Regions from separate parts of the Mus musculus genome. Here region 1 is linked to region 2. The links are chromatin loops, found by intact Hi-C in ENCODE. Cell type or tissue: heart. All regions are shown on one strand. Links, peaks and the distances in the headings refer to the core of each region. The heading gives the core; the rest is flanking DNA. Region 1 overlaps Lrrcc1 (leucine rich repeat and coiled-coil domain containing 1). Region 2 holds the start of Rbis (ribosomal biogenesis factor).

Region 1 (5,390 bases), core at 106-5,105, 73 kb after region 2:
TGAAGGAGCTGAACGGGTTTACAACCCATAGGAGGAACAATAATATCAGCCAACCAGACCTCCTAGAGTTCTCAGGGACTGAACCACCAACCAAAGTGGAGGGACCCATGGCTCCTGCCGCATATGTAGCAGAGGATGACCTTGTTGGACATCAATGGTAGTAGAGGCTCTTGGTCCTGGGAAGGCTCGATAACCCAGTTTAGGTGAATGGCAGGCTGGGGTAGCAGGAGTGGGTGTGTGGGGGAGCACCCTCATAGAAGCAGGGAGAGGGAGGATGGGATAGGGGGTTTCTGGAGGGGGAAACCAGAAAGGGGATAACATTTGAATTATAAATAAATAAAATATCCAACCAAGAAACAAACAAAGAATCAAAAAAAAAAATCCTAACAGCATCTAAGAGTCCTCCTATTTAACAATTCAGCTTTCAAGATATATTCCAAGTCTTCACTAGGAAGGTTTATTATGAAAAAGACAAATCAGAGTCAAGTATGGTGGTATATGACTGTAATCCCAGAATCCCAGAAGCAGAGGCAAGACGTCAAGGTCATCTGTGTTATACAGTAAAGCCTCATCTTAAAAAACTAAAGCAACTAAGGAAGAAAAAACTAGAATCCTCATGAATTGTCATTAGGGACAGAGAATGTTGCAGCAACTCTGAAAAATCTAGCAGTTCCCCAAAACACAAGCTAGGGACAAGCAACTGCACATGTGGGTATACAGCCAAGAGAATTCAAAACCACATCCCATTAAAAAGCTCAATAGTAGTAGTATTATAGAAGTACCATTCAGCTTCCAGAGTAAAACTAGTCAAGTGTCTATGAACTGATATCACATACACAAAATAAGAAAATACTATTGGCAATACAGGTACTGACACTCATGAAGGCAGGCAACAAAGAAAATGAGTGAAAAACATCTCCCATTGTTTTCTGCCACTGTTACTGTATATAATTCTACTTCTGTAAAGAAAACATACAGATACAATCAATCTGATGATTCTGGTTGGTCAACTTATGTACAATTTCTACTTTATACTTTCTTAGCTATTTTTTCTTCAATAAAATAAAGATAAATTACTTCATTGAGAAGCTGTAGGATTTGGTCATCTAATTTCTGAAGTTTCACCTCATTCTGAAAGTCGTTTTCCTGATTAATTTTTTCTGGTTCAGAAGATGGACACACAGATAAAAGTGAGGCTAAAACATTGTCTTCTGGTGTACTTTTAAATTCCTTCAAAGAAGGCAACACATCCATTGGTGGTGCTGACACATCATCATTGACCTACGACAGAGAAACAAACCAAAGGTCTTTAAAGTTCTTGTTCTGACACATTAACTCCTGACACATTAACCTATCATTTCTCTTAGAAAAACCATCAATACTTTACCTCATCTTCACTTATATTCAGGGGGGAATCAGAAGAAACTAAGTTATCCAAAAGTCCTTCTAAGCACTGTAGATGGGATGAGTTTATTTCTTCCAAGCTTACTGGCTCTCCAAATATATTCTTGCAATCTAAGATTCTCAGTTGTGGTAAAGTCTGGAGAATGATTGCTCGGTACCCTTGGAAACAAAGAATTCAAAATCAAAGCATAAATACTTTAAGAGATTATGTCTAAAGCCAACCAAGCTACTAGGTATCTTGCCTGAACAGGAATAAACATTATGAACTCAACAACTTCAACATGCAGTCTGTAAATACAGAAGAGGCAGCGCGGTCCTGCCTCATCCCAAGCACCATTCCTGACCGTCAGATCCCTGAACCGTATGGTGTGAAAGATCACCTCAACGTGATACACACATTCTACGCTGAGAAAGAAGATAAACAGGGCTTTTGCTTAGTTTAATATGCTCATCATAAGATGAATCAAAATTGTAATTAAGAGTGGTAGAATTCCTCATGGTGAGCCATTAAGGAAGTATCTCACTTTTCTTCTTAATTGCACTTCACTAATATCAGGATCATGTACTGAAAAAAAAATATATCCACTTTTCTTAACAATTAAACGAGAAATCTGTCCAATTAACATTGCATTTGTACGCAACCAATGACCCAGATTCTCTGAAAGAGCAAGCAGTCAGTGCTCTTAACGATCACACCATCTCTTTAACCTCTCAATCAATCCCTTCCTTTCTTTGGTGTGTGTAGATCATGGGACAACTTGTGGGAGTCATTTCTCTTCTTTCGCCACGGGGATCCCAGGAACCGAGCTCTGGTCATCAGGCTTGGTGGCAAGCTCCACCATCTCACTAACACTCAGGCAACTTCGTTACTAACTCTTCCTCAAGAGGATCGATTAAGTGATTGGGAAGACCCCAAAAGACAGAGCGCAATTAGGGCTAGAACTTTAAGATTTATTTTACGCATTTGGGTGTTGCTTCTATATGTATGTGCCACATGTATGCTTGGTGACTATAAAGTAAAAAGGGGGCATTAGATCACCTGCAGTTATGTATAGTTATGAGCCACCATATGGCTGCTGGAAAGTTAACCTGTAAGTTTAACCTTTCAAAAGACACGTTTATTAATGATACAATGAATTCACATGGCATAAAACTCAAAAGCTACAAAATAGAGCTTCACCAATACATTCCTGCTTTTAAGTCCTGTTATCGGGAGTTCCTGTGCAATCTCCTAGCTGTCATATATATTAATATATAGGTATGCTATATTTAAATACGTATGTAATATAAAGGGTGGTGTTAAATAATACTTGCTTTTGTTTCTCTTAGTAGCTGGGGGTAAAGGACCATCAGTGGATATAAATACTCTACTTTCTTTTTTCATGGTGACATAATATTACAATAAATATAACTGTGATGGTTTGAATAAAAACAACTAAGGACCATAGGTTCATAGGGCTTAGCATTATTAAGAGGTGTGGTCTTCTTGGGTAGATATGGTTTTGTTGGAAGAAGTGCATCACTAGGAGCTGGGTTTTGAGGTTTCATATGCTTAAGCTCTACCCTGTGTGGCTCACATTCTCCCCCTGCTGCCTATGGATCCAGAGGTAGAACTCTCAGCTACTTCTCCAGCACCATGTCTACCTGCATGTCACCATTCTTTCTGCCTGAGTATAACGGACTAAACCTCTGAACTGTAAGCCAGTCCCAATTAAAGGTATTTCCTTTATCCTCGGATATATTAAGAGAAAGGAAAGTAAGGAAATGTTGCCATGGTCATGGTGTCTCTTCACAGCAGTAAAGCCACAACTAAGACAAAACCATAGTCAGAAAAAATTGAAATATTCACCATCAAATATATAAATTATCTAAATAACACCACCAAACTATTTACCCTGCTGGGGATGCAGCTCACTTAGTAGAGTGTTTGCCTCGGTGCATAATATCTAGGTTCAATTCCCATGGTGCCTTGGATTCAATTCCCATGGTGCCTTGGGTTCAAGTCACAGGACCACTTAACTGGGCAGAGGTGCATGGCTATGATTCCAGCACTCAAGAGAGGAGGGAGGTTCATGCTTATCCTGTACTACACATTAAATCGAAGCCAGCCTAGGCTGTAAGAGATACTGTCTCAGGGAAAAAGGGAAGGAAGCAAGGAAGGGAGGGAGGAAGGAAGGAAGGAAGGAAGGAATTAAGTGGGAGGGAATCCTACATACTTTACAAACAGAAGCAATTCAGTTTCTGTCCAATAAATTCTTTCTAATCATGTTTTCTTAAACACACACACACAGAGACATATTTATATAATATATATGGAACTCTTAAGAGGAAAATGAAGGGGTCATAACTTCAGGAAATAAATGCTTTCACATTTATGTATTAGAAATGTATTTAGTTAACCATTTCATACCTGGTATAAGGCAGATAGGATTACCTTCTCCATCTTTCTCTAAAATAAGATTGGTTAGGAAGTGCAATCCTACTGTACACTGAAGTAAGTGATGGATGCTATCTATATAATTACTATGGAGGTCAATATATCTAAGTTTATACTTTAGTCCATGAAGGGGCATCAACCCTGCAACAGGAAAAGAAATGTTTTAAGGCAAAGAAACAGCATATGAGGATAATTAGTGAAATTCTGTTACTTCTAACAAGTAATTCTAAAAATTGTAAATCACTTAATAAAAAAACATAATAATTTCAAAATCTTCTTAGACATGTAGAACATATGAAAAACCAATTTTACTTTTAAGATCCAAGTCCCTGGGATCATTCATCTCAATATTGTGTAATGTAGTAGTCACTAGTTGCTTTTATATTGAAATTAATATTTAATTAAATATCCAGTACCACTGTCAAATCTCAAGTCAACAGTCACATCTGGCTACTGGTAGCCACATGTGAGAGGGCACCAAAGTTTCCATCACATCTGCCATTCTACTGGAGCTGCCCCTTTCTATGTGAGCAGAGTGCGTAATCTTTGAAGATTAAGCAGGACCCCCCTAAAGTAGGTTTTCCTCACTGTAGCTTTTTTTTTTTTTTTTTGCTACTGATCATACTCGTCTTCATTTCTGTGTTTTACTCAGGTAATATTTTGGCAGCAACAAAAGTTTTAATAGAAGTACATCACTTAGATAAAACACTTGGTCAAAACATCATTATTCTTTGCAGTTTTCCAACAATGGGCTAAGTCCTCATAGCCTGCAAACTTTCAGCATTATAGAAATATAAACAAGTCGACTTACCACTAAGATCATTTATGTGATTATAAGACAAGTTCAGTTTAGTCAGATTAACCAGTGCTTCAAGTCCTAAAAAGGAGGGGGGAAAGTAACATAGCCTTTATAAGGTTTAAAGAAAGAAACAGCCTTGTTTCACATTGATAGTGAAATCAACGGCCATTTTTGGAGTTATTTAACTATTTAAACAGACAGTTTTATGGGAAAAAATTACATAGGTAGTTTTACCGTCAATTTTCAAAAGTTTATGATTCTTTTAATTCAACTCATTGAAAGAAAATACATAATTTTATATTTCATTTTTTTTTCTAATAAAATAACACATGTAATTGTTTACAAACCTTCCACTCTTGTGATCAAATTGCAGGACAAATTTAAAGTGCATAGCTTTGTCAGTGTGTTCAGGCCTTCAATTTGACTTATTTGATTAGATGACAGATCTAAATGTCGTAGGTTCCAAATGTGGTCAATGGATGAGATCTTGGAGATGTTATTACAATGCAAATTGATGGCATGAATGGATGAATCTAAAGATAACTCTGATATACTATAAAAGAAAATGTTGTAAAAACATATTTAAAAGGCATAACCAAACAGTTGCAATTAAGTACAATGACTATAATGAATATTTGCTCTACTCACTTTAGAAAAAAAACAATCTATCCTAGGCCCCCTTTCTTTCCTACCCAACTTGTGACCTTTTTGGTTGGATTGTTTTCATAATCAAGACCAACGTGTGCTGCC
Region 2 (5,332 bases), core at 333-5,332:
TCACAGTCAGTTCTCAAGTGTGGTCTGTAGCCCTAATCAATCAGTTCTGGGATGATTGCTCAATCTCTGTCTTATTGAGATCAGTGTTCATGTGGTTTTGGGGGCAACTTCTGGGCCCCAACGAATAGGTTTCTAGAATCTAGAATTATTTCTTTCATAAGTGGCATACTTTTGTGCATTTATTATAGTCTTTATGTATATTGCTAAGCATCATTATTCTTGCACACCCATAATCAAGGTTATGGTGACCTCTTGAAGAGAATACATGTGTCTTACCTTCCATTTAGGTTCCTGGGTATGGTGGCTTAAATATGCTTGCCCAGGGATTGGCACTATTAGGAGGTATGGCCTTGTTGGAGAAGGTGTGGCCTTGTTGGAGGAAGTGTATCACTGTGGGGGTGGGCTTTGAAGCTCCACCCTAGTTCAGAAGAGACAGTCTGCTCCTGGCTTCCTTTGGATGAAAGTGAAGAACTCTTAGCTCCTCTAAGCTGCCATGCTTCTGCCATGATGATAATGGACTGAACTCTGAACCTGTAAGATAACCCCAATTAAATATCCTTTATAAGATTTGCCATGGTCATGGTGTCTCTTCACAGCAATGGAAACCCTAACTAAGGCATGGGGTGTTCTGATTATTTTAGGAGACTGAAACCAGTCAGGAGAAGTAGATTAATGGGCTGATTTTAGAGTATCATCAGCACAAGGTTGGGTTTGCTCCTTAGACCACCATGACTTTGGTGATAGGGGGTTTTAATTATGTGTGGTCTCTTTTGCCTTACTCTTTATTTAACCCTTGAATTACTTCCAAGATCGTTGCTTCAGAATGGGCCTATATGAATGAAGCATTAGTGAGTCTCAGCAGAACTGAGGTTTTTGAAAGATGTGATAGTCAGTCTTGCTGACTTGATAAGATTTAGAGTCACCATGAAAATGAACCTCTAGGCATGTCTGTGAAGGCTGTCTTAGATTAGATTATTTGAGCGTGAAGGCCCACTGTGAATATGGAAAATTCCATTCCCTGGTTTGACTTGCAAACTACATAAAAAAGGAGAAAGGAACTGAGTGGCTGCACTTATCTCTCTCTGCATCCTGACTGTGCATGCTTCCAGCTCCGGCCTGATTGCTTCCACCATACTGGACTGCAAGACAAGTATTCCTTCCTTGAACTACATTTCTCAGGTATTTTGTTGAAGCAATGAGACAAATAACTAAAATAGATACATATGGTATATATGATTTTAGCCACCTTCAAGGCTGCTAGAAAAATTACAGGACAGCCAGGTGAGGTGGTGTGTGTTTATAATCCCAGCAACTGGGGAGGCCAAGTCAGTAATCCTGAAAGTTTGAGCCAGCCTGGGTTAACAATGAACTCTGGTAATATGATCTTTGTAAATATTTTTAAAGATTTTCAAAAGTCACCAATCGTTTTTTTCCTATACTTAATAGATCATTTGGTCACAGAATAAAATGGCATTTTGAGTTAGCATGTTCCTTATCTTTATTACCATAACATCCTATTCTGGTTTAGATTTCACTAATTCTCACAATTTTTTGTAATAATAGACTCAAAATCCCTTCAAGTACATAGGATTAAAAAAAAGTTCAAGGTATGCCTGATCTTTTATCTCTGATAGTTGAGCATTGTTCTTCCAGCTACAACTGAACCCAGGCAATCATAAGACATTGTGGGTTTTCTGGTTACAATACTTAAGCCAGTAGTACTGCCAGGCCATATTTCAAAGGTCCAGTTGTTTTCCCATCGTGGTGCCTTTATGTTCTCCCAGTTGCTGGATGGGATGGTCGCTTGAAGTCCCAGTTTCCCAGTGTTCTGTTGAGCCCCCACTAAGCCTAAGCAGCAGCATTCTCCCTAGCCCCTGTAGGGAAGCCCAGTCTTACCAGGTCCAACAAGGACCACTTAATGTGATAAAAGGGGTTACCCAGAAAGGATGCTGAGAAAATAATCAATGTCTGAATCTGGCAATAGCCTTCTATATAGGAGGCAGAGGGAAATACATTAACCTTTCTAGTTTGCCTTGTTAGCTGACAATAACACAGAAACGGATGTCTCCTTGCCTTGTATAATTCCTCTGCTTTTACCTGTACAACTATGTTTTTCCTTGGTATATGTAGCCTTATGTCACCATTTCAAACTAAAAGCTACACTCCACAGATTTTACAACCACGATGGTATTCTTTTACATATGTTGCTTTGCCTTGTACAAACATGTCAATAACTTCACATTTAAGGAACATACTTATGCCCCTCTCATTTGCTTCAGAATTCATAACTCTAGTTTTGCAAAATAGTTTAATGTTTTTCTATAAGTTTGGTTACTTGTGGCATCACTCTTACTCTCACACAAGGTAGACTTTTATTGTTTTGCCTTTCTTGGGGCAAGGGGATCTAATTCAAGGGCATCATTACCTGTGATATGAGCTTCACAGGTACTTATGTTTTTAGAACTTCACAGGCATTTTGAATACAAATTGGATATAAATATATATATATAATTTTGAATGATTTCTTGTACATCTGCTGTGCTGTAGGAAATTTTCTTTTTTGAACAAGTAAGTAACTTGAAAAGGATGCGAACTTTTTCTTCTTGTATGGACGCCGCCCTCGGTCGTGGCGCCACCTCTCGGACACTGCAGGGCCCGCGGCTTCGATTGGTGACACCAAGCATCTGAGACCGGAAGGACAGACTTCTCTGGCGAGAATGTTTTTCGCCTTTCGTGGGTGACGACCACCGGGTCAAAGGCGCGGGGTCCTAGCGAGGCGATGCGTGGAACCTCACCGGTGGGAGGCTTCTTCTCAAGTACCAGCTTAAACCTATGAAAAACGTCCATGGCATGCTAGTAGGCGAAGCTCCACTGAGTCGACTCCTCCTCCCCTTCGAAGGCGGCTCCTTCCGAGTGGGCGGGGTCACGGCGGACACGCCAGGCCCCGCCCAGGCTACTGTGAAGGGCCGGGCTAAGAGGCACCAGAGGGAGCTGAGGGCGTGGCCCGCTCGGGGAAGCCGGTTCGGTGGGTGGGGTTACGGCTGGAAAGCTCTCAATTGACTGGCTCGTCTTCCCGGAACTTCCTGTGTCCTGAGCTTGTGGATGGCGTCACTGTGAACCTGAGCAGCCGCGTGAACTTTGGTGAGAAGCTAATGGGGTTTTTCGGAGCGCTGGGGTGAAATGTTTGGGGCTCAGGCAGGGCGTGGTGGGAATGCTGGCTGCGGCGGCTCCGAGGGCTCTGTTCTGCCAACTTCTAGTCCTCTATCGATTCCTCGTGGGCGATCGAACTCCCGGGGTGCCCAGGCCCGAAACCTTGCGGCCACCCCTTAGCAGGGTATTTTAACAGTGTCTTCATCACAACTTTAAAATAGCACTTTTCCAAAATCTAGGTTTTAGTTAGGCTGCAGATCTTCTCGAATCTTTCTGTGTTTCCATCTTAGTAAGCATCGCTCGTCATTTGAGTCTGCAACACTATCCTTTGTTTGCTTAATGTTGATGTTAATATTTGTGCATGTAAAGTATCTGGTTGTGTATATATACGTACCCATTCTTTATTACTTCAGACTTAGTAAATAATTAGTAAGTAATAGATGAGAGGGTAGATGGGATGGAGGAGGTTAGATAACAGGTTGAATGACTTTTTACTTATTTTTACTCCTGTACGCATGCATTTTCTACTGTAATATTTTTGAGCAGAAGTACTGTTAGGGTTCAAGAGTGTGTTATGTGTGTATGTATGTTATGTATGTATGTAAATACATATGTATATATGTATTTGCACAATACATTCATTATATGTTGTATATATGGGAACATATATGCACATTGTGCATCCATATTGTTTGATTAAAAAACAAAAACATGCCAGGCACATTCACTGTATATGCATATTCCCTGTGTATGTATATTGAGGCTGTATTGGTGGAAGTTTTAGCCAAGATAGAAAGTTAGAGCAAAATGGAAAGGGAAGATATGACAGATTTTAGGCCAGAGCCAGTAGTACCAAGGATGAATAGACCAAGACATATTGCCCAGTGTATGTCAGGGCAACCATTGATGACTTTAATTTCTGGGCAGTTTATCATTTCATACTTTATAAAAATTACCACTGGGTGCAGTTGACTTGTGCAAAACTTTGGGAAACTTTCAGTAAAGAGAAAGATAAACAAAACAGTCTTTGTGGGCCAGAGTTGCAGCAGAAAAGCAGCCAAAAGCATATAGTGCAAGTGAAGATAATGAACTTCAGTAAATACCTACCACAGGTGCCTGGCATGAGTTTGCTTATGATCAAACAAAAGCAGGAAATGTAGCAGGAATGTAGAAATGTTCATGAGAAAAGCAGTATATCATAGTGACCGCTAGTCTAACTTGTATGGCTTTAAACCTTTGCATCACTTTTTAAATCTGTAAGATGGGGATAATGGTATTTACCACAAAGGGTCGGTTGTGTGTGTTGACAATACCAAGTTTAACCAAGAGCCCTTAACTAGGTGTCTCAGACCTGGTGCTAGGGATGCAGCAAGGACTGAGATGTGTGTGCCTCCTACCTCAAAACCTGGCAAATGTCTGGGAATGAAAAACAGGATTTATGTAACAACTTTTAAAATAATCAGAACTAAGATACCTTAAAATTTTACATTGATTTGTGGTTCAAAATATAAGCAGTTTAACTGAACCCTACTCTCTTTTCTAGACAATGGCCAAGAACAAATTAAAAGGGCAGAAGTCCAGGAATGTATTTCATATAGCTAGCCACAAAACTTTCAAGGCTAAAAACAAGGCAAAACCAGTTACTACTAATCTTAAGAAGGTGAGTATTTAAGTATTCTGGCATTGATTATAAGCAAAATGTAAACTAACAGTGGGATTTTGTTTTTTAAACCAGAAGTTCATAGCCTTCTTACTAGACAAGACTTTTTAAAAATATTAAGGTAAATACTGTTCCTTTTAAAATACAAATTTAAGAGGATTGCACATATACGAGGTGCTACACAATAGGCTACTAGGCTGTATGAGATTATAGAAATCACTGTTTAGACAGTATGAAGGATAGTTCTTACTAGTTCACTTGGCATATATTCAAGATTCCACTTGCAGAGGTATACTATGTAAGCCAGCAGCTTGGTAGCTAGTAGACTGGAATTTAAAAGTCTATAAAATGAAAAATTTGGCTGAAGTACAATTTTTTATTCTTCAAAATAGGTGCTTGAGCGATGGCCTAGCGTTAAGAACATTTATTGCCTTGGCAGAGGACCATGTCTCCCAACTGACTGTAACTCCAGTTTTAGGGATCTGATATCCTTGCCTGGCCTCTGTGGCACCCTTTATGCAC

What was found. A loop is a pair of places that touch in the nucleus more often than their neighbours do. Peaks named below come from ENCODE experiments on the same cell type or tissue, not always from the same donor. Only the 100,000 strongest peaks of a DNase experiment are listed, where the experiment ranks them.
Region 1: it touches region 2 in a loop (4-fold over the local background); 5 of 42 quality-filtered maps call a loop at or near these places.

What each region holds. Positions count from the first base shown.
Region 1 is chr3:14,535,802-14,541,191 of GRCm38, reverse strand. Lrrcc1 (leucine rich repeat and coiled-coil domain containing 1) reads right to left here. Exons shown (of 19, transcript NM_001163579.1): 2 at 4,988-5,193; 3 at 4,653-4,718; 4 at 3,815-3,982; 5 at 1,388-1,563; 6 at 1,078-1,281. Among named protein-coding and RNA genes, the nearest start is that of Lrrcc1, 4.7 kb to the right of the region's middle. In heart, for the core only: no CTCF peak of the experiment used is centred there; no DNase peak of the experiment used is centred there.
Region 2 is chr3:14,609,019-14,614,350 of GRCm38, reverse strand. It overlaps Rbis (ribosomal biogenesis factor), which reads left to right and starts at 3,095. Exons shown (of 4, transcript NM_001099674.1): 1 at 3,095-3,141; 2 at 4,694-4,810. The coding sequence starts at 4,697. In heart, for the core only: a CTCF peak has its summit at 2,647; a DNase peak (open chromatin) is centred at 2,980; H3K4me3 peaks cover 1,892 bases; H3K27ac peaks cover 1,213 bases.